Regions from separate parts of the Homo sapiens genome. Here region 1 is linked to region 2. A link is an interaction called in ENCODE POLR2A ChIA-PET data of the cell type or tissue named here. Cell type or tissue: MCF 10A. All regions are shown on one strand. Each heading gives the region's core, and the rest is flanking DNA. Links, peaks and the distances in the headings are about the cores only.

What was found. ChIA-PET counts read pairs that join two places held together with the same protein. Peaks named below come from ENCODE experiments on the same cell type or tissue, not always from the same donor. Only the 100,000 strongest peaks of a DNase experiment are listed, where the experiment ranks them.
Region 1: POLR2A ChIA-PET joins it to region 2 with 21 read pairs; 5 of 35 experiments call an interaction of 5 or more read pairs at or near these places.

Annotation. Positions count from the first base shown.
Region 1 is chr4:26,118,782-26,134,372 of GRCh38, forward strand. It overlaps a transcript of RBPJ not described here. Among named protein-coding and RNA genes, the nearest start is that of LINC02357, 56 kb to the left of the region's middle. RefSeq lists an enhancer at 11,525-11,714. In MCF 10A, for the core only: a CTCF peak has its summit at 9,569; a DNase peak (open chromatin) is centred at 9,260.
Region 2 is chr4:26,282,203-26,297,793 of GRCh38, forward strand. It overlaps LOC105374542 (a long non-coding RNA gene), which reads right to left. Exons shown (of 2, transcript XR_925508.3): 2 at 5,951-6,247. It also overlaps a transcript of RBPJ not described here. Among named protein-coding and RNA genes, the nearest start is that of RBPJ, 31 kb to the right of the region's middle. RefSeq lists an enhancer at 6,443-6,492 and a silencer at 6,663-6,712. In MCF 10A, for the core only: no CTCF peak of the experiment used is centred there; a DNase peak (open chromatin) is centred at 7,389.

The sequences.
Region 1 (15,591 bases), core at 5,008-13,007, 160 kb before region 2:
AAACTTCCAACTCCCAAGAAAAAGGTATTCTTTTGACTTCCCCATTTCTGTCCACATAACTATTTGCACTCTCCATCACACACTCTTGAAAACTTGAGGCTTTCTTTGACACCACTCTTTTTCTTTCCCCTTCTATTAGGTCAATGGCTAGTCCTTTTGGGATGTGGTCCAGAGTAGTCAAAGGGGCTTGGCTTTTGGAGTCCTCCATAGCTGGGTACAAAGTCCAGCTCTACCATTCACAAAACATGTGATCTTTAACAGGGTATTGCATTGATCCGGGTCTCAGTTTCACAATCAGTAAAATAAGACTAATCTTACCTACCTTATAATATCACTGTGGGTTAAATAAATAAAATACTGTAAGGAAAGCCCCTAGCACAAGGCTGCATATAGTGAAATCTCAGGAACCATAAGCTTTTATTTTCTACTTCTGACAGGTATTTCACATCCATTGTCTCATTTCTCTGACACAGCCTAGAGTGACAATAAAAACCTCTGTCTTCCATTGTTTTCCTCCCCAATCCATTATATGCCCAGCTGTCAGAAGGCTCTTCCTAGGAACAGTTCCAATCCCTTCATTGAGTAGATTGGAAATCTTTAATGACTCTTCCAATGCCAACCCAATAAAGAAAGTATGGACCCTTTAGCTTGGCATTTCATTTTTCAGATTAGCTCCCCCTCCTCCCTTTCTGTGAAAGTCTCTGACCTTCTCTAACTGGATGTGTCACCAATTCCCCCAAAACTGTCCATGTCTGTGCTTTTCTTTACACGGTTCTCTCCACCTAGAAGGCACTAGCCCCCTCCTTCCTTTCTATCCACATTCTACCCATCCTTCCGTGTTCAATTTTATTTTGGTTCACCCATGATGTTTTTCCAAATCACCAGCTGAAATCAACTTTCTTTCTGAATTTCCACAGGACATTTTAGCACCTCTCATAGGGTATAGGTCACCTTCTATATTACAGTGGCATTATCAGTGTAACGGCCTCAATTCTTTCATGATACAAAGCAGAACATAAATATATTCAAGTCCTAGATGTGGCCTGAGGCCTTAAAATGGCTGAGAGTTACAAGAACCCTTTCCTTCATAGCTTATAGATAAAATACCATGTTTGGGATCATAAGACCCCACCATTGTGGCTACAAATGATTGAATAGGGCTTTGTACCTGAGGCAAAGACATCCACTTTATAGGTAGGTTCTCTTTCTAGAAAAGTCTGAATTTGAGCCATATCAAAAGAGAGTAGTTGGAAGAACTAGAATTTGAAAGATGCTAAGAAGCCACATGAGACACCAGTAAATGGACACCTTGAGGCAGAAGCTGGAAGTGAGCAAGACCAAGAGGTCGAGCAGAAAGTAGAGAGAGTGGAAAGTCAGCAGTAGTAGTAGACATAGACTCCGTCTCTCAAAAGCAACAACAAAAGCAAAGGCACCAGAAAATCAATAATAAAACTTGTTGCTGAGACCTGGAATCATGTAATGCCCTGAACAAACTTCCAGATCTCCGCTGGGCAGGCTTTTCAACTGATGTTGACTTTCTGTGCTTTTTAAATAGCTAAGTACCACTACAGTAAACACCCATCACCTTGGACAAGCAAGTCTTTGTTCTGAACAGTCTAGAAGAGCCTTCTATAGAACACCCATACCTGAAATCGTTCTCTCGGTACCTCTATTTTTTTCTTGAGAGACAAATTTAGTCCTCTCTGTCTTGGCCCATAGCCTGTTAGTGAAATGCATACATTCTCATGGCCTTTCATACTATCCAAACAGCAAATATCCTGGTAAATTTCTGAGACCTGTTTGCCTTCATCCTAACCTTGGCACCATATTGCTCAATACCATATTGTTTCAAAGTTCTGGCTCATCTCATGTTTCCTAATAGCCATATGTCAGCTTCATAACCTAATAGGTTACTCAAGACCATTTTCTCAACTTTTTTTTTTTTTTTTTTTTTTTTGCACACTGGAAAATAAGCAATATCCCAGCTTTATAGATGAGACCATTGAGGCGTGGACAGAATGAAGCCTGGCAAGAGTACTGTAGTTTAGAAGCAAAAGTGTAAATTAGAATTCCTGAGATGCCCCAGCTATTCTTATCTAGCCCTATGTGATTAAACCAAGATAAATGGACATACATTTTTCAAAATAAGGAAGGAAGGAAGGAGAGAGAGATGAAGGGGGGAAAGGAGAGGGAGAGGCAGAGGGAGAGGAAGAGAAGAGGAAGAGGGAGAGGGAGGGGTAGGGGGAGAAGCAGAGGGAGAGGGAAAAACTATCTACCATTCTCAAAAGTGGGCAGTAACTGAAGCAGCAATTTAGCAAAATGATTGACTTCCTCCAAGGAGTCCTTTCAAAATTTTCAGAAAATGATAGATTCCAAGCACTCACCTGATGCATCAAGCTCCCTGGGCAGAAGCAAATATTTAATCTCATAATGGAAAGAATCTGAAGCCAGTGGGCTGCCCTGCTTTTTCACCTCTGAATCTTACTTTGTCAACAAAAATTATCTCTATTCAAGTGCTCCTGCGTGGGTTTCTCAATAACTTGAGAACCAAATAGGCAGAGACAAGTTTGTGCCCAAATAATTAAAACCCTAGAATGGAAGCATCTGGCAGAAAAGATTTAATCTTCAGAAAAAATCATGAGATCAGTCTTATCCCCATTTTAGAGAAGAGTAAACCAAGTCTCAAAGAGACTAAATAAGTTGTTCATGACCCCCTAAGAAGGAGAAGATCAGAGCCTCAAGTCTCCATCATCTAACTCCTATTTCCACCCTTTGTCCACTGCTTCCTGACACTGCCTCTTTATAGCCTGCTTTTTGGAGGAAACTAGTTGTTACCTACACTTCAGTTTTCAACCAGACGTAATTACTCTGTAAATCATAGTCTTAACCAAAATGGAAAAAAAACAATTATCCTGAGTTCACATAGGTATTGTGATGTGTTGAGCTTGACACAGTAATTTAACAATAATCAAGTAGCATCCAATCAGAAAATGGAACTGCACATTAATCTTCAAATAAATGTTACGTCACACACCCAGAAGCAATTAAGATTACACACAAGAACCTCAAGTTGCTTGGAGTGAGTATCTCTCTTTTTTTTTTTTTTTTTTTTTTGTATTTATCTCCTGTGTCCTCTTTTTTCTTTTTAGGTAGTAAAGCCACTTTTTCATGGGAGAAACACATTCCATTGTTGACCTTGAACTTCTTCACCTAGCCATTCAAATGATTACATTCTCCTATGCACATGATCGGTTCAGGCATAAACTTTGACCCAAGCAAGGCTAATCAGAATCATCTCTGAAATTTTATATATGGACACATTTATAAATTATTAGCCAAAGGATGCAAGCTCTGGCCTTCCAGCAGCCATATTTTTAGGGCACATAAACCCCAATGAGGATAAAACAGATTATTAGAGATAAGCAAAGTGAAGTGATCAAGAGAAAAACAGAGTCCTGATTTGCACCCTAGATCAAGCCATATCTGATGTGAGTCCTGTCTTTGGACTGTCCAATAATAACAGCAAATATTATTCCCATTAAGTTGATTTGGGTTACAAGGAACCAAAAGCATCCTACCACAAACAATACCAAATTCCAGTATTTCTGCACAAACTGGTGAGTGGTTCATATGTTTCTGGCAGGCCAGAGAGCGACAATTAGAATGTGGGTATTGTAGGTTCAAATAGGGCAGACTCTGGAGTAAACTCACCCATTCGAGGCAGAGATATTTGGAGGAAGATATAGTGATCAAAGTAATGAGAACTGGTTAGGAGGAACGCTTAAACATTTTAAATTAACATTTCTTGGAATTTTTTGGAGATGATTAATGTAAAACACATTTATTGGAATAAAGTTGGAAAATATAGAGAAACATAAGGAAGGAGTAACATATCCTGAAGTAAACACCACTAATATTTTGATATACATATGAATGAGTAGGATCTAGTAGGAACTGGCAAACTTTGGCTGCAAAGATCCAGAGAGGGAACATTGTAGACTCTGTGAACCATATGGTCTCTAATGCAACCTACCATTGCAGGGAGAACACAGCCATAAATAATACAAAAAGGAATGGGTGTGATTGTGTTCCAATAAAACTTTATTTACAAAAGCAGATGGTGGGCCAGATTTGGCCATAGTCGGCCGACCCTCCTCATTAGAATTAGCTGCTCTAACAGAAACTCAAAATGGCAGCAACATAAACAAACAAGAAGCACACTCCCCTCTCAGGAACAGATTGGGCATAAATACAGTTATGCATTGCTTAGTAACGGGTTTATGTTCTGAGAAATGTGTCATTAGGGGAGTTTGTTATTGTGAGAACATCATAGAGTGTACTTATATACTAGTGTACAAACCTAGATGGTGTAGCCTACTGCACACCTAGGCTATATGGTGTGGCCTATTGCTCCCAGAATACAAACCTGGACAGCATGTGACTGTACTTAATACTACAGGCAACCAGAGCACAATGGGAAGCATTTGTGTATCTAAGCATACCAAAACATAGAAAGGTACAGCAAAAATATGGTATAAAATATTTTTTAAAAATAGTACATCTGTATAGAACACTTACTATAAATGGAGCTTGCAGGACCGCAAGTTGTTCTGGGTGAGTCTGAATAGGTGGTGAGTGGATGCGAAGGCCTAGGACATTACCATCTATACTATATGCTGTAGACTTTATAAACACTGTACACTTAGGCTACACTAAATTTATAAAGAATTTTTTTTCTTTCTTCAACAATATATTAACCTTAGCTTACTATATATAATTTTTTACTTTATAAACTTTTTAATGTTTAAAAAACTTTTTGACTCATAATAACACAGCTTAAAATACACATCGTACAGCTATACAAAAATATTTTCTTTCTTTATACCCTTATTCTATAAGCTATTTTCTATTTTTAACATTTTTATTTCTTTCTTTAAACTGTTAAACTTTGTTGTTAAAAACGAAGACACAAACACACACATTAGCCTGTGCCTCCACAGGGTCAGGGTCATCAATATCACTATCTTCACCCTCCACATCTTGTTCCACTGGAAGGTCTTCAGGGGCATGGAGCTGTCATCTCCTAGGATAACAGTAGTCTTCTGTACTTCCAGAAGTACCTTCCTGAGGCTGTTTTACAGTTAACTTTTTTTTAAATAAGTAGAAGGAATACATTCTAAAATAACAATAAAAAGTATAGTAAATACATGAACCAGTAACATAGTCATTTATTATTATCATGTTTTATGTACTGTACATAATTGTATGTGCTAGATTTTTTATTTCCATAGGTTATTGGGGAACAGGTGATGTTTGGTTATAGGAATATGTTCCTTGGTGGCGATTTGTGAGATTATGGGACACCCATCAGCCGAGCAGTATACCCTGCACACTATTTGTAGTCTTTTATACCTCACCCCTTTCCCACCCTGTCCCCCTGAGTCCCCAAAGTCCATTGTGTCATTCTTATGCCTTTGCATCCTCATAGCTTAGCTCCCACTTATGAGTGAGAACATGCAATGCTTGGTTTTCCATTCCTGAGTTACTTCACTTAGAATAATAATCTCCAGTCTCATCCAGGTCGCTGTGAATGCCATTAACTCATTCCTTTTTATGGCTGAGTAGTATTCCATCATATATATATATATATATATATATATATATATATATATATATATATACCAGTTTCTTTATCCACTCGTTGATTAATGGGCAGTTGGGTTGGTTCCATGTTTTTTCAATTGTGAATTGTGCTGCTATAAACATGAGTGTGCAAGCATCTTTTTCATATAATGACTTCTTTCCCTCTGGGTAGATACCCAGTAGTGAAATTGCTGGATCAAATGGCAGTTCTACTTCTAGTTCTTTAAGGAATCTCCACACTTTTTTCCATAGTGATTATACTAGTTTACAGTCCCACAAGTGGTGTAGAAGTGTTCCGTTTACCGCATCTGTATGTGTTATATTTTTATATGCCTGGCAGCATAATAGGTCTGTTTACATCAGCATTACCACAAACACGTGAGTAATGCATCGTGCTATGATGTTGATTTTTCAGCTTCACATAATCTTATGGGACCACGTCCCATATGCAGTTCATCATTGACCGAATGTCCTTATGTGGCACACGACTGTAGTTCAGGACTGCTATGGCAACAGCAATGTGTCAGAGGCCCGGACACTTTCTATCCTATTCTGCCACCCCTAAGATGTTGTCTTCGGGCACATGGTCTGAGATGACTGACTACCATGTCCACAATCCAGCCAGTAGGAAGGGAAAAAGGGGGAAGGGAAAAGGGGAGAGGAAAGACACATCTCTTCCCTTTAAGGACACCAGTCAGGAATTGCAGTCATCCCTCTTGCTCACATCCTATTGGCCAGAACTTAGTCATCTGGCCACACCTAGCTGCAAGGGTGGCTGGGAAATGTAGGCTATATTCTGAGCAACATGTGGGTAGCTGCTGAAGGCTATGGAGCCCCTCATGGGGCACCCTGTGATGTAGGCAGTGAAGTCCCCTCTCCACCACACATACTTTTATAGGAAGTGGATGGAGCCAGCCTGGGAGTGCAAAGGTTGATTTTTCTACACTACTGACTGAGGAATGTTTTTATGTATCCTGTAATCTCTGAGTAAAAGGCTGTTTAACCTTTCTTGGAAGGCAGGTTTCACATGTAATTCCTTTGGAGAAAGCAGCCAAAAAGATATCTGGAACAGGGAGAAAAATGGCCCTCTTGGGTCAGGTGCAATGGCTCACACCTGTAATCCCAGCACTTTGGGAGGCCAAGGGGAGTGGATCACTTGAGGTCAGGAGTTCAAGATTAGCCTGGCCAACATGGTGAAACCCCATCTCTACCAAAAATACAAAAATTAGCTGAGTGTGGTGGTGCATGCCTGTAATCCCAGCTACTCAGGAGGCTGAGGCAGGAGAATCGCTTAGACCTGGGAGGTGGAGGTTGCAGTGAGCCAAGATGGCACCAGTGCACTCCAGCCTGGGCAATAGAGCAAGACTCCATTTCAAAAAAAAAAAAAAATCGTCCCTCTTCTTTAGTTACCAGCAGGCACCCTCATGGCGGATTATAGGATGCCTGAGGATTCCACCCATAAGAACAATGCAGCTGGAGAGGCAGCATAACAGCTCCTCCACATGCTCTCTCCAGGTGTGCGGATGGGGATACACCTCTCCTCTATGGTGTCTGTCACACACAATGTGTATGGATATAGATGTATCACTGCCTGTGTGCTCCAACCTTACATCTAGATTTTAAAGCCCTTAAGAATTGCTTTAAAAAAAAAATCCATCTTTGCATTCCTGAAGGAGCAAACACCAGCCTTTCCAGATGTATTCAATTCCTTGAATGGAAAAGATCAAGCACTTTAAAAAGTCTGCACTTTTTAAAGAAACACCTATTTAGTGCCAGGCACTAGGGATTTGGGATACAAAGATGAAAATTGGTAGTCCCTGCCTCTTATGGAGGCTTTTAGCCTAGGAAGGAGACAGACACTGCTGAAGACATCTGTTGTTTTTTGGCTTCCCGCCCCCAACCCCAACTTCCTCCTAGCCCATCACTCCCCTTTTCGGGGAATCCCCCATTGTGTATTTTGAGGTGGGTAGCCTGTCTCCCACTACAGTAGCCAAAAGAGACAGATACTCCTCTCTCTTTCCCTTTTCCATTTCTGGTACGGCACAGGTGGGCATATGACTAGGCTTAGCCAATCAGATGCTTTCCTGGGACGTGGACTCTTGAAAGTGCTGTAAGAAACTTGGCTCTAGCTGTAGGTTATAGTCATTATGATACTGGTGGCAGGTCAAACTAATGCCCTGCTCATTTTCCAAACTTGTTCTGCAGCCTTTCTTTGATTTTGAGAACCTCTAATATCATCCCAATATATTCATTTATTTCCCTCAAGGCGGCCAGCATTGGTTCTGTGGGTTGTGGTCAACAACCAAATTCCCTCCTAATGCAAAAATGATCATCTACTTAGGTGCTTTTGAATGCAAAGGTAAGAAGTCTACTCCAGTTACATCAAATAAGTTGAGTTTATTGTAGGAACACAGAGAACCATATGGACAGTGGAAAAGCCTAAGAATTTAAGGCCAGCTGCCATTACAGGAGAGTCTTCATGAACTTCATGGACTGAGCTTAAAAGGTCATTACGCCTTAAAGGACAACTCTATCCCAGTCACACAGGGATGTGTGGTGCCCCTAGTCTTGATGAAGGATTCAGCCGACCACACACGTCACTCTGAAGCTGAGATAGCACTGAGAATTTCAGCCAGTCATTGGATATGGGCTTCCCTGGGAAGGGTGCATGATCTTGGGTGGGGTGACTTTCTTTAAAAGAGATGCTTCCTGAAGACAGCTGGCAACTGAGGGCTGTCTGTTGGCAGCACTCCCAGTGGCACAGAGAAGAAATCTATCATTCCTGAAGAGGAATCCGGGCAGCACATCACAGCATCTGCTACATCAGATCTTTCTGTATTTCATGACCTTTCAGCTTCCGTTGCTGCTGCTCATTGCTAAAGTCTTTCCCAATTCAAATCACTGACAGTGAGAATCTGATCTGACCTAGTCCACATCAAAGGTCACCAACCATATGGAGATTGGCTCTCCTTGGCTATGGTTGGGTAGCAGGATCATGTGGTAGAAATGCACTCTCTCCCAGCCTCACCAGTTTGACAGGGTCTGTGGGCAGAGCTGGAGGAAAATCTTTTGGTAGGCATCAGGCATGATGGCATGTCTTGCCCATATACCAATAAACAATTGTAATGTGGTACAGAGGATGGAGTATATAAGTATGTAAGATGGAGTATATCAGCATAAAGTGGGTGGAGTAAATATATAAGTACAGTTTGTATAGGGAACAAAACACCTAAATCTACCTATTAGATCCCAGGAAGGTTCCCCATAGACTTGAACTAGGACTTGAAAGATGAGCTAGGAATAGGGTTTTGCCCAGCAGGTAAGTAGAGTAAGACACTCCAAGTAGAGGGAAACATATGTACACAGAGACATGAGATAAATCATTGTGGCCCTAAAGAGGTTGGCCTCCCAGCCACCCCATGTACTCACTGCCTCTTAACCAGATGCCTGAGAGGCATTTTTGGCAGCTGCTCAGAGGGAAACATGCCACCCATTGATTCATCTGGGGCACTCCCTGCTCCCACCTTTCATGAGCTGGTGTCAGTGGGTTCTCTGGGCCAAGTTATGCCCCACCCTGATCCTGTTTGACTTGTGTGCTCTGCCAGGATCCCTGCAAGAGATGGCATGGCCTGGGGCCCCTGCTGCCTTTCAGATAACAGCAGCAGCCAGGCCAAGGCAAATACTAGTCCCTCCTCATATAGGTGAGGCTCCCACTGATGTCAGCTGGGCCTTGGGAAGGCAGGAAGCAGGTGGGTTTAGTTGCCAACTTGGCTCTGGAAGGCAGCTCTGTTGTTCCTATTTCTTCATACTAAAAATGGAAGGATTCCCAGAAGAGGTGTGGAGGTTCTACCTATGGCCTCCAGGGGCACTGAAAGTTTGCTGACTTTTAAAGCACACACAAATGTGACAATGAATAACACCTACAACAAAGAAAAAGACATCACCATCAGCAAGTTTGCAAGATAATAATAATGGCAAACATTTATTGAGCACTTTCTATGTGCCAAGCAGTAGTTTACAGGAATTAAATTATATAGCCATCACAAAAACCCTGCAAGATAGACCCTCTGATTATCCCTATTTGACACATTAAGAAATAGAGGAACAGAAGAAATGAAGTAGCTATGCCCCAAATCCCACACTTTGTAAATGGATTTGAGCTCAATCCCCTCCTTCTCAATCACTATACAGTATGATATACAATATACACTATTCCAAATTAGCCTATATTCTGATGACTAAACGGGCATCTTATGAGATGATGTCTGATATGGTTTGGCTGTGTCCCCACCCAAATCTCATCTTGAATTGTAGCTCCCACAATTCCTACATGTTGTGAAAGGGATCTGGTGAGAGATAATAGAATCATGGGGGTGGTTTCCCCCATATTGTTCTTATGGTAGTGAATAAGTTTCACAAGATCTGATGGTTTTATAAGAGGTTCTCCCTTTTGCTTGGCTCTCATTTTCTCTCTTGTCTGCCGCCATGTAAGATGTGCCTTTCACCTTCTGCCATGATTGTAAGGCCTCCCCAGCTACGTGGAACTATGAGTCCATTAAACTTCTTTTTCATTGTAAATTACCCAGTCGTGGGTATGTCTTTATCAGCAGATGAAAGTAGACTAATACAATGTCTGAAAATGCTCAACAATTTATTAATACAAATTCTTTCACTTACATTGTCTCACTTCATCTTCATATTAGTTCAATGAGGGAGTCAAGGCAAATGATGTCATTCCCATTTTACAGATAAGAAAATGGAGGCTCAGAGAAGTAAATTAATAATCAGTAAGTGGCCAGCTTAGCACCTCAAATAGGTGTTCTGTTTCCCAGCCCAGTGATTTTTCCATCCTACCCTGCCGTGAATCATTTCAAAGGAGCCTAAGAGTATCTGTATCCAAAAATATGTCCTTAAATATGTGGACCCTAAAAGTACTTCAAAGTGACTACACATTGGTGTTGTACATCTATTTCATATAGTGGATATTTTCTAAAGCATGAACATTAAGTAAAATTGGAGTAAAGTTGAGTGGAAAGAGCTCTGAGCTGCAAGTCAAGAGTCCTGGGTTCTCATCTTTGCTCCATCCTGCATGCCAAATAACCTTAACTAATAACTTACTTTGGGGGACCTCATTTTTCTCATCTGAAAAACCAATGAGTTTTTATGAACTTACTGTCCCTTACAACTCTTAAATTATAGATATGATGATGCTATTGTAAGACGGGGTTACCTATCAATCTCCAAATCCACCTAGTTTACAGTTGAAGACTTTCAGCAACCAGCATCTGTATAATGGCAACCCGGCCTGTTCATTCCTGGGTGTTCCCTATCTAGCCTCCAGACAGCAGACTCAAGATGGTCTATCTAGGATGGAGGTGGACATCACCTGAATTTTTTTTTTATTTCTTTAATATTGATGGCAGAGAGATTAATTTATTTTTATTTTTATTTTTTTGAGATGGAGTCTCTCTCTGTCTCCCAGGCTGGGGTGCAGCAGCGCCATCTCAGCTCACTGCAACCTCTGCCTCCCAGGTCCAAGCGATTCTCCTGCCTCAGCCTTCTTAGTAGCTGGGAGTACAGGCGTGCACCACCACGCCCAGCTAATTTTTGTGTTTTTAGTAGAGACAGGGTTTCACCATGTTGGCCAGGCTGGTCTCAAACTCCTTTCCTTAAGTGATCCTCCTGCCTCGGCCTCCAAAGTGCTGGGATTACAGGCATGAGCCACCATGCCCAGCCTCAGAGGGATTATTTTTAAAGAATCAAAGCAAATCAAGAGGTGGTACCTACCTAAATACATACACCCGCACCTTCTTGAACAGGCAAGTTAGGCCAGCACATAGTTCACCTCGATAGATACAACACAGGAGTTGAGTGCTCACTGCCCATCCTCCTCCCCAAGGAGTGGTTACATCTTCTCACTATGAGTAATTAAGGACAGGCCTCAGTTTTGGTCCATTTTTGAATCATTCTCTTACTTGAACTCCAAATTTGTCTGCTTGGGTTTGTCAGCTTCTGTGGGCAGGGACGTCTTGAGAAGCATGCCGGCTGCAGCCGCTCCTCAGGTCTCCCCTGCCTGGTCTCAGTCCTTATTTTTTCAAGCTTCACGTCCTCTACTGAAGCTGCAGCAACCGAGTCCTGCCACTTTTCCTGTTCTCTTTCTCACTCATTTTCTCTCTGTATTTCCACATTCACGACTCCCATTACTCTCCCCGTAACACCACAGTGTTTCCTAAACTTCAATGATCTACTCCTTTTTCTATGAGAAGAAAAAAATTCTGTGCACTCCTTTACCACCGTCACTCTGTGAGAGTTGATGTGAATTATGTTTCTTTTTATCTCATCACCTGAAAATGTACAAATATAAACCAGGTTTTTAAAAATCCTTAGGTTTACAGCTCTCACATGATTTTTAAAAATGAATCTTACAAATAGAGTACAAGCAACACTACAAAATCCTCATTAATTTAATGTGTTAATTTAATGTGGCAGATGATGCTGTTTGAAACTGCTAAAATTACATTTCGGCGTGGAATGTGACTGTGGCATGGGCCACGATGGCTTGGGATCTTCTAAGCTTAGCATGCCTGTGCCATCATGTACCACGTGAGGATTGATTCTCCCATCTTTTTCTGCCATCCAAGCTACGGTCTAGTCTTCATTTGTGCAACATGCCAACTGGCCTCAGCTTATCAGAAACGCATCATTTACATATCGAGGCTCCCTGCGTTCTTTTCTCATTAGCCTGTGATAATTTAGGTTGAGTGCCATTGTGATAAAAACACAGCACAGGCGGCGGAAGCTGTGGCACTAGTAGGTTACTAGGTTACAAGGTGGTTGCCATGTTTTTCAAACTGGGTCACATCCCTATGCAGTCACATCCCTGCATCATGAGATCAATTTAGTAAGCTGTTACAAGCAATTTTTTAAAAAATGTTACAGAAAAGAGAAAATATCAAGTATTACGTGGTGTCAGAATAAGTATTCAGAAAATTGTTTTACACACACACACACAGACACACACACTCACATAACCAATCCAAACAGATGCCAGTATTGCTTCTGGGGAAGGTCCGTGGAAGCCCACTGAAATAGGCTAAATAGTGACCCCAAAAGATATCAGGTCCTAATCCCTGGAACCTGCAAATGTTGCTTTATAAGCAAAAAGTGTCTTTGCAGATATGATTAAAGTAAGGACAATGAGATGGATAGATTTTCCTGGATTATCCATGTGGGCCCTAAATGTAATCACAGGTATCCTTATAAGAGAAAGACAGAGGGAGATTTGATCAAGACAGAATGGTGGCCCTGTTGACTCCTTGGTTTTGACCCAGTGAAACTGACTTCAGACTTGCGGCTTCCCAAGCTGGGAGAGAATGAATTCTGTTTTTGAAACCACCCCATTTGTGGTTGTTTGTTACAGCAGCCACAGGAAACCAATAGATCCCACCTCTCCCCTCACCACCACTGGTGGGTGCTTTCGGGGGTAGTTGAAGGCAATCCCCGAGGAAGTACCAAGACTATTAGCGGGGTAGGGTGGTGACACGTAGGCTCAGAGCCATTTCTCAAGTGGTTTGGAGTATTATAGTATTTTCACAACTGGTACACCTGGACTGGTCTAGACTGGCTGTCTGTCAGTTCTATTTGTGCATGGACATCAGTGACGGAAACTGGGCCACTGTGTAAGATGGATTCCTTCTGTGGGTGGCTGCCAAAAAAAAAAAGTTTGAAGGTCTCTAATTCATATGACCCAGTCTATGCTTAGACTGACTAACTATTTTTTTAGGTCACCATCCATATGAAAACACAAAATTTAAATATTCTCACAGAGACTCTGTGGACTCCAAGATTCACCTGCAGGCACTCAAGGACCCTTGGGCCCCACTTTAAGAAACTCAGTAAGAACCCTCTTCCCCCAGCATCAGACAATTATTGTATCTCTTGGACCTTGAGCCTAATTAGGGTGGGCTCAGCCACCCCCAGGTGTGCCCACCTGAGCTCCCTTCCAGAGCTGCTCATGGCACCTGCTCCTCCCAGAGCTGCTCATGGCACCTGCTCCTTCCAGAGCTGTCTGCCCAGGAGTGTGGGTTTGAGGCTTCTGGGAGGCCCCACCCTTGGCTGTGGAAGCTGGGAGCCACTGGGACCACCTGCCCTCCCGCTGCACTGTACCTCTCTCTCTGCCCCAGGACTCATATACCCTTTTCTTCCAGGAAACCCCTGGGTCTTCGCTGGCCATAGCCTCAGAGGACTGACTTAGCCCTACAGTCTAAAAGTAAAGATTTGGAGCAAAAACTGCTTCAAAAACAAAACAAAACAAAACCACTGTCACTGGGGTGTAACCAACTTCTTTCTCTGGGGCCTCTTTTCTGTTACTCTTTACTTCTCAACCCCCCCACCCCACATCCCAGCCCTGATGCAAGAGGGGGCAGGGTCCTTACCTAACAACCAGAAAGCCCGTGTCTGTGCTTCTAAATCCCTAAGGCCCTGCTCCATCATAGGTGGGTTTTCGTACTGTTATTGGTAGCTCTGCCTCCCTTTGTGGCAGAAAAGCCAAGAGCCACCTCCCTTTGGGTTCCATGAGCCTTCCTACGTCTTTCCCAAACCAGGTCACACCTGAGCTTCAGCTCCACCTTGAGGCCACCAGAGGTGCCTGCCCTGAGGTGAAACCTCGGTGTGACCCAGGCAGGTGTCCTCTCTGGCCAAACCATTTCCTTGCACATGCACCAGTCAACTGTCATAGCAATAGCCATCATCTGAGACAGCCCTTTACATACTGTTTTCACGTATGTCTGCTCATTGGACCCTCATCTTGACTTTGGGAATTCGTTGTGTTTCCATCACCCCAGTTTACAGATAAAAAACTGAGACTCAAGGCCAAGTGCAATGGTTCATGCCTGGAATCCCAGCACTTTGAGGTGAGGGCAGACAGATTGCTTGAGCTCAGGAGCTCAAGACCAGCCTGAGCAACAGGCAAGACCTCATCTCTACTAAAAAACAAACAAACAAAAAACTGAGACTCAGAGTTCAAGGGACTCATTGCTCTACTATTATTCACAGGGGGCCCCTAACCCCAGGCTGCAGACCCATATGGTCCATGGCCTGTTAGAAACCAGGCCACACAGCGGGTGAGCAGTAGGTGAGCAAGCATTACCACCTGAGCTCTGCCTCCCATCAGATCAGCAGTGGTATTAGATTCTGATAGGAGCGTGAACCCTATAGGGAACTGCACATATGAGGGATCTAGGTTGTGAAGTCTTTGTGAGAATCTAACTAGTGCCTGATGATCTGAGGTGGAACAGTTTCCTTCCTCCCCTCCCCGCCCCCAGTCTATGGAAAAATTGTCTTCTACCAGGTGGTCCCTAGTGTCAAAAAGGTGGAGGACCGCTGATCTAGTAGGTAACAGAGCTGGCTTTAGAGCCCCCTCTTCAGACTCTAGATTCTATCCACTCCTACTCTGCTTCTTTGCCTTATTTTCTCTGAATAGCAAAGCTTTAAAGATGAAGGAAGGAAACAGAGGGTTTCTCTACCCTAGCTCTCCAACAGGGACTGTCAGAGGGAGCTGCATAGAAGCTTCCCTACCCTAAAGTTGAATACGTTTATAAATCATCATTATCCTTATGAGTAACCTACCTGGTATAGTGTGAGGGTTCCTGGAAGAGGTCCTCCCCTCCCCCTGAAATTTCCTGGGTCCTGACAGGATGGTTGAAATCTGAAACACTACTATTTAGAGGGTTTAAATGAACCCTATTTAGAGTTCATTCTTTTTGGGTCTCAACGTCATGGGATAGCAGAGCTTTGGAATCAAACACAGCAGGATACCAAACGCCTTTTCACAACTTAGCCCTGTGGTCCTGGGCAAGTCTATCCTTTCTGCAGTTCTCATCTATTTAGAGGACATGACCTGAGACATAATTTGCAGGAAGCTCTTGTTCAAAAGCTATTAAGAATTTC
Region 2 (15,591 bases), core at 3,075-11,074:
ATTGATAGTAGGATCATGTCACCAAGCAAAATAAATCCTTGAAAAAAAAATGTCCATTTCTGGTGCATTTATTTTTTTTCTGGGATAAAGTGCCAACACCATGTCAAAATCCGCATGCTATTATGAGACTATTCTTGAATCTTAATTTCCAGTTTAGCATTAAATATGGGAACATGAAAATTAAAAAACAAAATTATCTGATAAAAAATAAACTGGTGCACCCACATAACAGTTGAATGACACATTTCATATTCGAATAAAGATCTAAGAAATTTAAATTACAACAAATCAAATGAGCTTCATGTATTTCTTTTTTTTTTCTTTTTGTTTTTTTTGAGATGGAGTTTCACTGTTGTTGCCCAGGCTGAAGTGCAATGGCGCGATCTCTGCTCACTGCAACCTCTACCTCCCGGGTTCAAGCAATTCTCCTGCCTCAGCCTCCTGAGTAACTGAGATTACAGGCGCATGCCACCACTCCTGGCTAATTTTTGTATTTTCAATACAGACGAGGTTTCTCCATGTTGGCCAGGCTTGTCTGTTACTCCTGACCTCAGGTGATCCACCCACCTTGGCCTCCCAAAGTGCTGGGATTACAGGCATGAGCCACCACACCTGGCGGAGCTTCATGTATTTCATAATAGCTTTATATTATATAATAATAAAAGGAAATACAGAGTTGAGTCCAGGAAAATACTGTCCCTTTGTGTTTTAAGTGTAGATTCTTTTTTTTTTTTTTTTTTTTTTTTGGGATGGAGTCTCGTTTTGTCACCCAGGCTGGAGTGCAGTGGCACAATCTCGGCTCACTGCAAGCTCCTCCTCCCGGGTTCACACCATTCTCCTGCCTCAGCCTCCCAAGTAGCTGGGATTACAGGCACCTGCCACCACGCCCAGCTAATTTTTTTATTTTTAGTAGAGACAGGGTTTCACCGTGTTAGCCAGGATGGTGTCGATCTCCTGACCTCGTAATCCACCCGCCTCGGCCTCCCAAAGTGCTGGGATTACAGGCAGGAGCCACCGCTCCCGGCCTCTTATTTTTAAATTAAAGATATAGGATTTTCTGGGCCAGGCGCAGTGGCTCACGCCTGTAATCCCAGCACTTTGGGAGGCCGAGGTGGGTGGATCACCTGAGGTCAGGAGTTCAAGGCCAGCCTGGCCAAGATGGCCAAACCCCGTCTCTACTAAGACTACAAAAATTAGCTGGTAGTGGTGGCAAGTGCCTGTAATCCTAGCTGCTCTGGAGGCTGAGGCAGAAGAATCACTTGAACCCGGGAGGCGGAGGTTGAAGTGAGCCGAGATGGCGCACCTGCACTCCAGCCTGGGCTATAGAAGGAGACTCTGTCTCAAAAAAATAAAATAAAATAAAATAAAGATATAGGATTTTCTAAAGCAAAAGGGGCCTGAGGCTACTGATTTTCTCTTCTTTCCTGCTGAATACATTTAACTAAACTTTTTTTTTTTTTTTGAGACGGTGTCTTGCTCTGTCGCACAGGCTGGAGTGCCATAGCATGATCTCAGCTCACTGCAACCTCCACCTCCCAGGTTCAAGCGATTCTCCTGCCTCAGCCTCCCGAGTAGCTAGGACTACAGGCATGTGTCACCATGCCTAGCTAATTTCGTACTTTTAGTAGAGACAGAGTTTCACAATGTTGGCCAGGATGGTCTCGATCTTTTGACCTCGTGATCCATCCGCCTCAGCCTCCCAAAGTGCTGGGATTACAGGCATGAGCCACCACGCCTGGCCTATTTAATACAATGATTTTTATGGTTTGGAAGGTGTCCAAAAGATTTAAGCTGGAGGCAAATGCTATTGGGTAGGTCAATAACCCCCAAGTTTCCATTTTCTTACAATATCCAAAATACACGATTAAATATGGTAGTGGTTATTGAAAGCACCTCTCAAGTTGCAAAATTCTTCTTAATAGTATTTATCTTATTGTTATATGTTATACTGCCTGACTACAAAATCTAAAAGTGAGAAATAAGCTGTGAAGAGAATAAAGGCTAGGAAATACAGGACTGCTGACTTTACACCCTATTTCATCTGAACATGCTCTAATGTATTTCCTTAACAGCTTCTTTGTTGCATTTTTAAAGGTTGTCTTCCACTTACTAACTCTCCCATAATTGAGATTCTTCAGCCTCCAACTTCATACTTAGTGAAAACAATTTTGGTTTTGCAATTATTATTGGTAAGAAACTGACATTACCAAGTTGAGTGTGTCTGCAAAGCATCTTTTCTGGTCCATATGAACTCTATTTTAATTTTTATTTTATTTTATTTTTTGAGACTGAGTCTCGCTCTGTCACTAAGGCTGGAGTGCTGTGGCGTGATCTCAGCTCACTGCAACCTCCACCTCCTGGATTCAAGCGATTCTCCTACCTCAGTCTCTCGAGTAGCTGGGATCACAGGCATGTGCCACCACGCCTGGCTAATTTTTCTATTTTTGGTGGAGATGGGGCTTCGCCATGTCGGCCAGGCTGGTCTCCAACTCCTGACCTCAAATTCGTCCACCTCAGCCTCCCAAAGTGCGGTGATTACAGGTGTGAGTCACTGTGCCCCCGGCTGAACTCTTTTTAAAGTCTTTTGTTTGAGATTAAAAACAACAACAACCAGTCTGTTGTGTGTCCTCCATCCCCAGAACAGGTTAAACTTAACTTTTTTTTTTTCTTTTGAAATGAAGTCTTACTCTGTCACCCAGGCTGGAGTGCAGTGGCACAATCTCAGCTCACTGCAACCTCCACCTCCCGGGTTCAAGTGATTTTCCTGCCTCAGCCTCCTGAGTAGCTGGGACTACAGGTGCCCACCACCACGCCTGGTTAATTTTTGTATTTTTAGTAGAGATGAGGTTTCACCATATTGGCCAGGCTGATCTCGAACTCCTGACCTTGTGATCCGCCCACCTCGGCCTCCCAAAGTGCTGGGATTACAGGTGTGAGCCACCACACCCGGCCAAACTTAACTTTTTATTCAAACATATATCTCAGTGTCCAGACTCCGGAAAGGCATTTCTGTATAGCAGGCCCAGTCTCAGATAAATATTCTAAACTTCCACCCCTCCGCCCCCACCCCCGCCACTTACCATGGTGATAACTGGGCCCCAGTGTTATGGAACTAGTAGCATCTGCCACCTCCATTCAGTTATCTATTAGGGCATAACAAGTTACCCCAAAACACAGCCGCTTCAAACAATAAACGCATATTATCTCTACCCCATTTCATTCCTGCCACCTCTAGTATAAGAACAACTATCTACATCCGGTGCTGGTAAAACCCCTACTGTCATTTCAAAGAGTCTCCTCCAAGATCTCTCTGCCTCAAAATTTTAATAAATGAATATTACAGTTTGAAAAAAATAGAATGTGAGAGAAGGGAGACAAAACATTGGTATCAATAGTGACTGCCATCAACTCTACACCTCACACCAAAACCCTTATGTAAAAATGGCATGTTACCTGCTTAATGATACTGATACGTTAAAAAAAAAAAAAAAAAAAAAAAAGTGGCACATTATCAAATGCATTCCAGACAAGTTTCCTGAAGCATCTTCCAACCAGAATGCAATCCTTTTAATTCAATCTTATGCAGAAATTCTCGAGCCATCCCTGTCTGAATATAAATTACTATGTGTATACCCAAAGACTAACAGCAAATTGTTGGATATATGAGTGAAATTACCCACTGAGAGAGTATTCAAAATTTTAGTCCAGACCAGCCTGGGCAACATAGGGAGACCCCATCGCTACAAAAAATTATTTTTAAAAATTAGCCGGGCTTAGTGGCGTATGCCTGTAGTCCTAGCTGCTCAGTACACTTGCTTGAGCCCAGGAATTCAAGGCTGCAGTGCGCTATGATCGTGCCGCTGCACTCCAGTCTGGGCGGCAGAGTGAAAGCTTAGGCTAAAAATCTTTAAAACATGTTTTCATCCTACCATATTAATTTGGAAGACTGGCTTTAAATATCACGTGGGACAGTAATTATAGAACATGTACTGTGGGCTGGGCATGATGACTAGCGCCTGTAATCCCAACATTTTTGGTGGCCAAAGCGGAAGGATCGCTTGAGCCCAGGAGTTTGAGAGCAGCCAGGGCAACACAGTGAGACCAGGTCTCTTTAAAAATAAAAAATTAGCCAGATGCGTGGTGGTGAGCACCTGTGGTCCCAGCTACTTAGGAGGCTGAAGGATCACATGAGCCAAAGAAATCAAGGCTCTCGTGAGCTGTGGTCGCACCACTGCACTCCAGCCTGTATGAAAAACCGAGACCCTGCCTCAAAAAAAAAAAAAAAAAAAAAAGAGACAAACAAAATAATTCATGTACTTTAAGCTCTTGGCTTAAAGCTTTGAATCTCACATGTGATCTCTCTGTCCTTCAATATCCTATAATTCATTGTTCTGACTGCACATAGAACATCCCATTCTTACCAGATTGGGGGAACTTCAGGACCAGAATTTAGGCTTAAATTTTTTGATTCCATACAGCATCTTACAAACAGCAGGTGTTCATGTCAATATATATTAATTATGTGCAATTTCTTTATCTGAGGGGCACCCTTTCTTTTGTAAAATGATGTTGTAAAGTAAAACCTCTTTTTTTTTTTTTTTTGGTCGGAGCCTCCCTCCGTCACCCAGGCTGGAGTGCAGTGGCCACTATCTCTGTTCACTGCAGCCTCCGCCTCCTGGGTTCAAGCCATTCTCCTGCTTCAGCTTCCCAAGTAGCTGGGATCACGGGGATGCACCACCACGCCTGGCTAATTTTTGTATTTTTCATATAGACGGGGTTTCTCCATGTTGTCCAGGCTGGTCTCGAACTCCTCACCTCAGGTGATCCGCCCACCTCGGCCTCCCAAAGTGCTGGGATTACAGGCGTGAGCCGCCGCACCTGGCCTAAACTAAAAGCTTTAGGTTGGCACATTTTCAGGTGAAAAAGACAAAGGAAAGAGCTAGCATGCTACGGTAAAAAGAGAGTATTGATTTTAAACCATGTCACTGTTCTGAGATCTGTGCTCAAAAATAAAGGAGTATTTTAGGTCATTGGAAAAAGAAGAAAGAGAGAAAAGATTGGGCACAGTGGTTCGTGCCTGTAATCCCAGCACTTTAAGAGGCCAAGGTAAGAGAATCACTTGAAGCCAGGAGTTTGAGACCAGCCTGGGCAGCATAGCGAGACCCCATCTCTAGCAAAAAAAGTAAAAAATATAATAACAATTAGCCAGACATGGTGGCATGCTCCTGTAGTCCCAGTTACTCAGAAGGCTCGAGTGGGAAGATCGCTTGAGTCAGGGAGATGGAGGCTACAGTAAGTTGTAATCATGCTGCTGCAGTCCAGCTTGGCTGACAAAGTGAGACCTTGCCTCGGAAAGGAAAGGAAAGGAAAGGAAAGGACAGGAGAGGAGAGGGGAGGGGAGGGGAGGGGAGGGGAGGGGAGGGGAGGGGAGGGGAGGAGCAGAGAAGAGAAGAAAAGAGAAGAAAAGAAAAGAAAGGAAAGGAAGGAAAGGAGGGAAGAAAAGAAAGAGAAAGAAAGAAGAAAACGAGAAAGGGAGGGAGGAAGGCAGGAAGGCAGGACAGAAGAACGCAGGCAGGCAGGCAAGATGGAAGGAAGGAAGGGAGGGAGGGAGGGAAAGAGAAAGAAGGAGAAAGAAGAACTCCAATAGAAGAAGACCAGGGAAGGGTCTAGGCCTAATTTTGTCATTTATTTAAATGTCTTTGAGCATCTCATTGAACTCTCTCTGCTTCTCTGCATTTGCATCTGCAAAATGAGGAAACTGCACATGACTCTGAGGTGATTTCCCACTCAATGATCCTAAGATATTTGAGTACTTGAATATCCTTCAATGATAACATCTGGGAAGAGTATAAAGTCTGATATTAGTCCTCAGTAGTGCTCTCCAAAAGGATGGGTAGATAACTACAGACATTTTTAATTACATATCACTGAGTAACAAATTACCTCCAAATTTAGGAGCTTAAGGCAAGAATAAACATTTATTCTCTCACAGAGTTTCTCAGGGTCAGGAATCCAGGAGTGGCTTAGCTGGGAGGTTCTAGCTTGGGATCTATAAAGGGATTGTAGTCAAGAAGTTGGCTGGACATACAGTCTTCTGAAAATTTGACTAAGGCTGAAGAATCTGTTTCCAAGGTGGCGCTCTCATGGCCGATGGCAGAGTCTTCAGTTGCTTATCACAGGGACTTCCTTGCAGAGCTGTTTGAGTGCCCCTCTGGCATGGCAGTTGGCTTCTTCTGCAATGAGTGATCTAAGAGCAAGAGCAAGGAGGAAGCCACAATGCATGTAATGACTTATTCTCACGGGTTGCACATTGTCACTGCTGCCACATTGAATTCGCTAAAACTCAGTTACTGACTACAGACCACACCCTAGGAGAGAAGAATTAGGCTCCACTTCTTGAAAGGAGTATCAAAGAACTTGCAAATTTATTTGTGAGTTTATTTTAAAAGCCCTCACAAACACGTATTCTTTAAACTAGAGTGGCTCAGCCCTGCAAGACAGGGAAGTTATAACAACCAACATTTCTAGAGTGACTCACTGTTTAGAAAGTATTTCCCCATGTTTTCTCATTGGGTTGTCACAACCCCCCAGTGGAACAACAGCATTAATATCCCCACTTAAAAATGAGGAAATGGAAGCGAGGTCACTTTTGTACAGTTATTTAACAAGTAAGTTGTATAGCTGGGGATTAAGCCCAGCACAAAGCATAAGGCCTTTTCACCATCCTTCAAATGAGAAACTTGGCATGAAGGCCTTTGCACAGAAAAGTTTCATTAGGAAGATTGACTATTCCTTACTTCCTACCAATTGTTTTTACCTATTTTATTAAATTTTTTTATGTTTAACTTACATACTTCCAAAATTACTTGAAGCAGTTTACAAATAAAATGTTTAAGAAAGAAAGAGGAGTAGGGCTGGGCCTGGTGGCTCATGCCTGTAATCCCAGCACTTTGGGAGGCCGAGGTGGACAGATCACTAGAGGTCAGGAGTTCAAGACCAGCCTGGCCAACATAGTGAAACCCCATCTCTACTAAAAATACAAAAATTAGCTGGGCACAGTGGCAGGTGCCTGTGATCCCAGCTACTTGGGAGGCTGAGGTGGGAGAACCACTTGAACCTGAGAGTGGTATGCAGGTCAAACCACTGCACTCCAGCCTCAGCGACAGAGTGAGACTTGGTCTCAAAAAAAAAAAAAAAAAAAAAAAGAAAAAGAAAAAGGAGTAAATAATTCTAGGCACCAGAAATGATCATATTACAACACTTGGCAATAAATTTGGTTCAGATCTTTCTGGCAGCAGAGGTGAAAAGAGAAGCGTGATAGGCTGCAGAGATTTCACTTTCTGACAAGAGTGAGCATGCATGCTATCATTGCCTGAAGCTAAATTCAAGAAGGACTTTATCACGTGGAGTTGTGTAGAGTTAATACCGCTTAACATTGTGGTCAGTATCTTCAATCACACGCTTGCAAAAGATGTACTCATATTAACCCTGAATGTAAACAGAGGACACACCTCACCTGTAAGTTGGTTAATATATTTGAGGAAGAAGCTGAGGAAAGGTGGCCCAGGTACCTTTCTCTCTAATGTCTTTACCAAATTAAGGCATAGAACTTGGAGAATATACAGGAATTGAAGGTTGATCTGTCTGGTGGACTGTCTCTCAAGTATCAGAGTTGTGAGAGTGCTTGAATGACCTGCTAAATCTTGTTAATTTGTCTTGGCATCTTGTAACAGGTACCTACCTGTAATATAAATATTCTATATTGTCAATTAATTAAGGACTTTGCTAAAAGAGAGCAAGGAATGCCAATATAAAGTTAAAGAAAAATATAAAATAAATAAGTTAGGCTGGGCATGGTGACTCATGTCTGAAATCCCAGGACTTTGGGAGGACATGGTGGGAGGGTTGCTTGAGGCCAGGAGTTCGAAACCAGCCTAGGCAAAACAGCGAGACCCCACCTCCCATCTCTACATGTGACTTAAAAAACTTAGCTGGGCATGGTGGTACATGCCTGTAGTCCTAGCTACTTGGAAGACTGTGACAGGAGGTTCACTTGAGCTCAGGAGTTTGAGGCTGCAGTGAGCTATGATTGCACCACAGAACGAGACCCTGTCTAAAAAAAAAAAAAAAAAAAAGTAAAAAAAGTTAGACCGCATGAGCTGTAATAACCCTTTTTGGACCAATATGCTGTGACTCTGTGGCTTTAAGGATGAGATGCCAATATGCATTCTTGTCCCAGTAGAGAGCCAGCCCAGTTTGGCCTGGGTGTGAGAAGCAAAGCTATCAAAAGCTTTGGCCAATTTTTTCCCCCAAAAGGAATTCCAAATATATCCAAGCTTCTATGTTAGTGACTGATTGAAACCAAAGCTTTATACCATATGACATAGAATCCTGGAATAGATAACTTTAGGCTGAAGAAAAAAGAAAAGTTAAGGCAGGTGTGAGCAGCTGTCCAGTTCTGCCATAAAAGAAATCAAGTTTAACTTCAGCGATAACATGCCTTCTTTTAAGCACTCGAGTTTTGTTAGGTTCTCTCCAGTTGGCTGAAAATTACACCCTAAATATTCCTCTAAAAGTAGATAACTTAGTGCACTTTTATTTAATATTACAGTACTTATAAAGGTTTCTATTAATGGGTCTCCTCCTTCGAGAAGAGAATCGTAAATGAAATACATAAAGATTAATAGCCTTTATTTATTTCTTAAACCAGCTGGTCTTCCTCTAAGAAAGCAGATATGCTAAAGTAAATAATCCTTCATTTTAAAAAATAGAAAGCATTCCCCTTGAATGCTGTTTACTGGCTGTGAGCAAATAGGTATTCACTTAGAAGGCTTTGCTCTCTGTTTATTACCCATATTTCTATAATACCTGCTTCAGAAGTGTTGCAGAAAGACAAAATTAATGTGCATGGAAAAAAAGCAGAGAAAATGAGTGTTAATCTTTGTGGAACAATCCAGAGTCCAGAGAAAGAGGCGAGTAGGGGGAGAAGCCACTTGTTGGAATGACTAGTATATTAAGATTCTCTTCTGGGTTATGGGTTAACATCTGCATCATTGAGGTCTATTCACAACAGGATATTGTTCAGTATAACTTTTTGCATCCAACAGAAATACAAATATTAATTTTCATGGCATAGAGAAAACTTCAAAATTTGGGAAAGTACTGAAGGATGTTATCACAAAGTTGTCATTTAGAGTCCAAGAACAGTCTTAACAATTGTACAAGCTTCAGAGCAAGGGCAGAAAATCAAGACATCAAATTGTCATGTGGGAAATCTATTCTGGGGAGTTGTAGAATAAATACTCACTAATAAGAAAAGGTGGGGAAGGTCCTTCTAAGCAAAGGAAATGAGTGACAAGACAAGCAGGTATGAATGACTTTTTTTTTTTTTTGAGATGGAGTCTCGCTCTGTCGCCCAGGCCAGAGTGCAGTGGCACAGTCCCTGCTCACTGCAACCTCCGCCTCCTGGGTTCAAGTGATTCTCCTGCCTCAGCCTCCTGAGTAACTGGGATTACAGGCATGCGCTGCCATGCCTGGTTAATTTTTGTATTTTAATAGAGACAGGGTTTCACCATGTTGGCCAGGCTGGTCTTGAACTCCTGACCTCCGTTGATCCACCTGCCTCGGCCTCCCAAAGGTCTGGGATTATAGGTGTGAGTCACTGCGTCCAGCCCTTCAGTTTGTTTTTTAAGGTTTTACATATATTTTTATTTTTTCCAGTTTTATTGAGGTATACTTGACAAATAAAACCATACAAGTTTAACGTGTACAATGTGACGATTTGATATATGTACATATTGTGAAATGATTACCACAATCAAGTTAGTTAACACATCCCTCACGTCACACTTTTACTTTTTTTAATGTGTGGTGAAAATATTTAAGATCTAATGTCTTAGCAGATTTCAAGTGTGCAATACAGTATTGGCAATTATTGCCACCATGCTTTATATTTAGTCTCCAGAACTTACTCATCTTATAACTGAAAGTTTGTACATTTTGACCAACATCTTTCCATTTTCCCTACTCCTCAGCCCCTGGCAACCTCTATTCTATTCTCTGCTTCTATGAGTTCAACTTCATAGATTTTACATAAAAGTGACATCACACAGTATTTGCCTTTCTCTGTGTGACTTATTTCATTTAGCATAATGGCCTCAAGTTGCATCCATGTTGTTGCAAATGGCAAAATTTCCTCACTTTTTTTTTATGACTGAATAATATATATATTTTTATGAGATGGAGTCTAGCTCTGTTGCCCAGGCTGGTATGCAGTGGCACAATCTCGGCTCACTGCAACCTCTGCCTCCCGGGTTCAAGCGATTCTCCTGTCTCAGCCTCCCGAGTAGCTGGGATTACAGCCGCCCACCATCGGGCTCAGCTAACTTTTGTTATTTTTAGTAGAGACGAGGTTTCACCATGTTGGCCAGGCTGGTCTCAAACTCCTGACCTCAAGTGAGCCACCTGCCTTGGCCTCCCAAATTGCCGGGATTACAGGTGCGAGCCACTGAGCCTGGCCAAAATCCTAACAGAATAACATTCTATTGTGTATGTATTAAAAAACTGTGGTGTGTGTGTATGTGTGAGGTATATACATATATATATATATGGTGTGTTTATATATATATATGTGTATCACAATTTTTTAATCCATTCATCCATCAGTGGACACTTAGGTTGTTTCCATGTCTTGGCTATTGTGAATAATGCTCCAATGAACATGGGCATGCAGATATCACTTTGATATATGGTTTCCTTCTGATGTTATACCCAGAAATGGGACTGCTGGTTCATTAGGGTAGATAGCATATTTGGATCTGTATACTATGGACACTTGGATATAGCTGGAGCACAAGGTACAGGGAGGGGAGTGAGAATGGGAGAGTAGGCTGGAAAGGTAAGCAGAAGCCACACTCTGAAGGGGCTCTTAGGCCAGTTGGGGTCCTTCTACTGCATAACCCAGGTTCCTCCTCAGGCCCAAGTAGGCTCTTAGCATTCCCTTTTCTTCCTCAGCTGCAGGCCTCAGGGCTTTGCTAGGTTTCCCCCCTTTACTAGGTGTTACCACTCACCCCATCTCTTGCATCTGGAAGGTGGTGCCCTCAGCTTCCTTTTTTTTTTTATTTTGTTTATTGCAAGACAGCACAGAGTCAGCTTGGCATGATGGCTCACACCTGTAATCCCAGCACTTTGGGAGGCTGAGGCAGGAGGATTGCTTGAGCCCAGGAGTTCAAGGGCAGCCTGGGCAACATAGTGAGATCCTGTCCTCACAAAAAATTTTTTTTAATTAGCCAAGTCTGGTGGCACATGCCTAAAGTCTCAGCTACTTGGGAGGCTGAGGCAGAAAGTTTGCTTGAACCCAGGAGTTCGGGGCTGCACTGAGCTGTGATTGTGCCATAGTACTCCAGCCTGGGTGACAGAGTGAGACCATGTCTCCAAAATAAGAAATAAAAAAATAAAAAGCACAGAGTTTTTATATTAAAAGATTTTCCAATGCTAATTATGATGGCAAAACAATTCAGGAATGACAAAAATAATAGACATGTATATGAGAAGTGTTTTTTTCTTCTTTTTTTGAGATGGAGTCTCGATTTGTCACCAAGGCTGGAGTGCAGTGGCACGATCTCTGCTCACTGCAACCTCTGCCTCCCAGGTTCAAGCAATTCTCCTGCCTCAGCTTCCCCAGTAGCTGGGATTACAGGCATGTGCCACCACACTCAGCTAATTTTTGTGTTTTTGGTAGAGACAGGGTTTCACCATGCTGGCCAAGCTGGTCTCGAGCTCCTGACCTCAGGTAATCTGCTCACCTCAACCTCCCAAAGTGCTGGGATTACTGGCATGAGCCATGGCACCCGGCCAGGAAGTTGTTTTTGTTTTTGTTTTTGTTTTTGTTTTTGTTTTTGTTTTTGTTTTTTTGAGATGGAGTCTCACTCTGTCGCCCAGATTGGAGTGCAGTGGCACCATCTCAGCTCACTGCAACCTCTGTCACCCGGGTTCAAGCAATTCTCCTGCCTCAGCCTCCCGAGTAGCTGGGATTACAGGCACCTGCCACCATGCCTGGCTAATTTTTGTAGTTTTTAGTAGAGACAGGGTTTCACCATCTTGGCCAGGCTAGTCTTGAACTCCTGACCTTGTGATCCACCCGCCTTGGCCTCCCAAAGTGCTGGGAATACAGGCATGAGCCATCACGCCCGGCTGGGAAGTTTTAAATTTAGGAGTAAGATGATCTGATTTACATTTTTAAAAGTACTCCAGATGTCGTGTAGAGAGTGGATTGTAGGGGACGGGAGTGGAGTAGAGGTCGGGAGAAGCAGGGAAGGTAACACAGGTACCTAGAAAGAGGTGATGGTGCCCCGGACTAGGGCGTAGAAGGAAGATGGTCAAAATTTTTATATGTAGGCTGGGTGCAATGGCTCATGCCTGTAATCTCAGCATTTTGGGAGGTCGAGGTGGGTGAATCACTTGAGGCCAGGAGTTCAAAACCAGCCTGGCCAACATGGTGAAACCCTGTCTCTACTAAAAATACAAAAAAATTAGCCGGGCATGGTGGTGTGTGCCTGTAATCCCAGCTACTCGGGAGGCTGAGGCACAAGAATCACCTGGGAGGTGAAGGTTGCAGTGAGCTGAGATCGCGCCATTGCACTCCAGCCTGGGAGACACAGCAAGACTCCGTCTCAAAAAAAAAAAAAAATTATTACATGTGGGCATAGTTTAACAATAGGACTAACAAGACCTGCCACCGGGTTGGATAGGGCTGATGACGGAAAGAGGAATCAGGGATAAACCGTGAACCCCTGGAGGGTATTACTCTGTTCACCAGGCTTTGCCCTTCTTAGGAATGATCCCTTCTGGACATTTCCTCTGGATTAATGGGTTTTGGGCTTTGGGACAAAGAGCCGTAAATCACTGAAAACATTTCAGCAGGGAAATGACAAGACATTACATTTTTCTCCCCTCCACTAGGCTTACATTTCCTCCAATGAGAATGACTTTGTGGAATGAAATGACAAGTATATGGCCGTTGTCCAGGAAGAAAGGGTGCATCAGTGTGTGTGTGTGTGTGTGTGTGTGGGTGTGTGTGTGTGCATGGGTGTGTGTGGGTCTTCCACACATGCACATACGTGTGAGGGAGAAAGATGCTTCTTCCCTTCCATTCACGGCATGAATTGTTTTATCTCATTGTAAGTAGTTAATGCTAGTAGTTGTTGCAGTAGTAGTAGTAGTGGACATATTAGTGCCCAACTCTCTGCTTCTTAAAAAAGTAGCAGTCTGCTTTTTAGGAAGCAGAAAGTTGGGCACTAATGTGATGGAGTGTAGGATCAAAACCCTGATGAGATGTGACTGGAAGGAAGATACTAATGGCAGTAGAAGAGAGGAAAGAATGGGTAGAGATTTCAAAGGCACACTCTACCCAACTGTACCCAATTCTCAGAATTGGTCCTGTAAAGGCAGCAGGTTTTCTGGAGGTCACCTCCTTCCCCATAGCCCTGTGGCATCAGGACATCAAGCTCAAGGCTGATTTGGGACTTGGATGAGGGCCGTTAATTGTGGATCTTCAGCCACTCAGTGTGGGCTGGTCCAATAATCATATGATTCAAGGATGTTTAGGGATTTCCTGCCTCTACAATCTGAGCCCCTCTGCTGAATCCACTCTCAGATTTTGATGCTGTAGTTAACCCCTGGGGTGAAATTAGAGGAAGGATATAATTGTATAACCACAGTAAATCACTTCACTCCTGCAATGCTCATTTGATATCAGTAATGGAGAAAACAGATTCCTCCCATTTAGAACTACTATAAGAGCACCTGAATTAATGAGCCCAAATGAGTTCATAAATGTGAATGGAGAGAAAGCACTTCCTCTACCTCCACTGAATGTCTTTCCTTTGGGCCTGTCTTAAGTGGAGTTTAGAGGGACTATTGGATTCCTTGAACTGGCAATTTCTGTAATTACCAGTAGTTGCTGAGCTTCCTGATGTAATTTCTTCTGTAGAACAGAAAAGTTCCTAATATTTGGCACAGCAATCTCCCGCTATAATTACAGGAACACAAGGCTGTTAGTCACATCCCTACCTACCCCACCTCTAACAATGCTCTTTTTTTCTTTTTTTAGCATTAGGTAGCTGGGAGAAGACTTGAGCTTAAAACTCTGCTGTTGAATGTAGCTGCTGAGCATAAAGCTACATTCAACAGCAGAATGTGGCTTTATGGACGGTGGATGGTGTCCTTAAGTTAGGGTGATATTAATCAGGTTCAATGTCAATCAAATGGTTTAGCAAAGAAGGACAATACTTAGGGCATTTATTTAATGATTTATTCGCCGCTCTATTTCATACAAGTTTTAAGGAGGTTGGCATATATGACTATTAAATATCTTATTCTTTACTTTGATGAATAACAAATAGTTTTATTTTAATAAGTTCCATTCATGTTTATATTCTATTTTTGACCAAGTAGAATAGTTTTCTTTGTACCTAATATACGCTACATACTTGTCATTGGTTACCTACCACACCCTCTCTGAAGAGCAAGGTCAACAATAAAAGAGCTTAATTCAGAGGCCATAATTCATTCTGTATTCTGTTAATAAGCAACATCCATTTAAAATAGCAATTGCGCTTTCAAGGTCCTGGTATTATTCAGGCAAAGACTCAAAATGATCACTTTCTTGGCATACATAGAAGCCCAAATGTTAAGATGTGTTCTGTGGGCAACTCTCTGCTTGTTTTCTTTCCTAGACAAGTGGTTAACCCGTGTTGCATATCCTGTGTTTATAGAATTCCAGAAAGGTCGTGTCATGTAAATCACTTGTGGACTGGGCACGGTAGTTCATGTCTGTAATTCCACCATTTTAGGAGGCCAAGGCAGGAGGATCGCTTGAGCCCAACAATTTCAGACCAGCCTAGGCAACACAGCGAGCCCCGGTTTCTATGAAAATTTTAAAAAATTATCCAGGCGTGGTGGCAGACACCTGTAGTCCCAGCTACTTGGGAGGCTGAGGTGGGAGGATCACTTGAACCTGGGAGGTCAAGGCTGCAGTGGGCAGTGAGCACACCACAGCACTCAGCACTCTAGCCGGGGTGACAGAGTGAGACCCTGTCTCAAAGATAAACAAATAAATTTAAAAAATCACTTTGTGTGTGTGTGTGTGTGTGTACGAGAGAAAGAGAGAGAGAGAGAGAGAGAGACAGAGAGAGACGGTGTATGGGGGGGATGTATAGGGAGAATGTAAACAGAAACATCTTGAGGAGAAATCCAGCAGTGACTGAGAATGTCGATGGAAGATGCTGGCCTTCGCTTCCACGTGTTATTGTGTTTCTGTGTTCATTACCTGTTACCTTTTTTATAAGTAGCAGAGGGTAAAATAATATGTCCAAGTGGCGACTGGCTAAAGAGACAGAGCATAAAACAGCTGGTCAGACACCCTGGTTTAGTCTATCATTTATAAAGTTGAAAAACTTGAAGTTGAAACCAGATGCAAGAAAATTATAATTTATCAAAGAAAAAAAGAAAGAAAAAGAAAAAAGAAAATTTTTATCTATTTTTAAAAAACAATTCATTTTGTCCTAAAATCTCTGCCAGTTGTTTAATGAG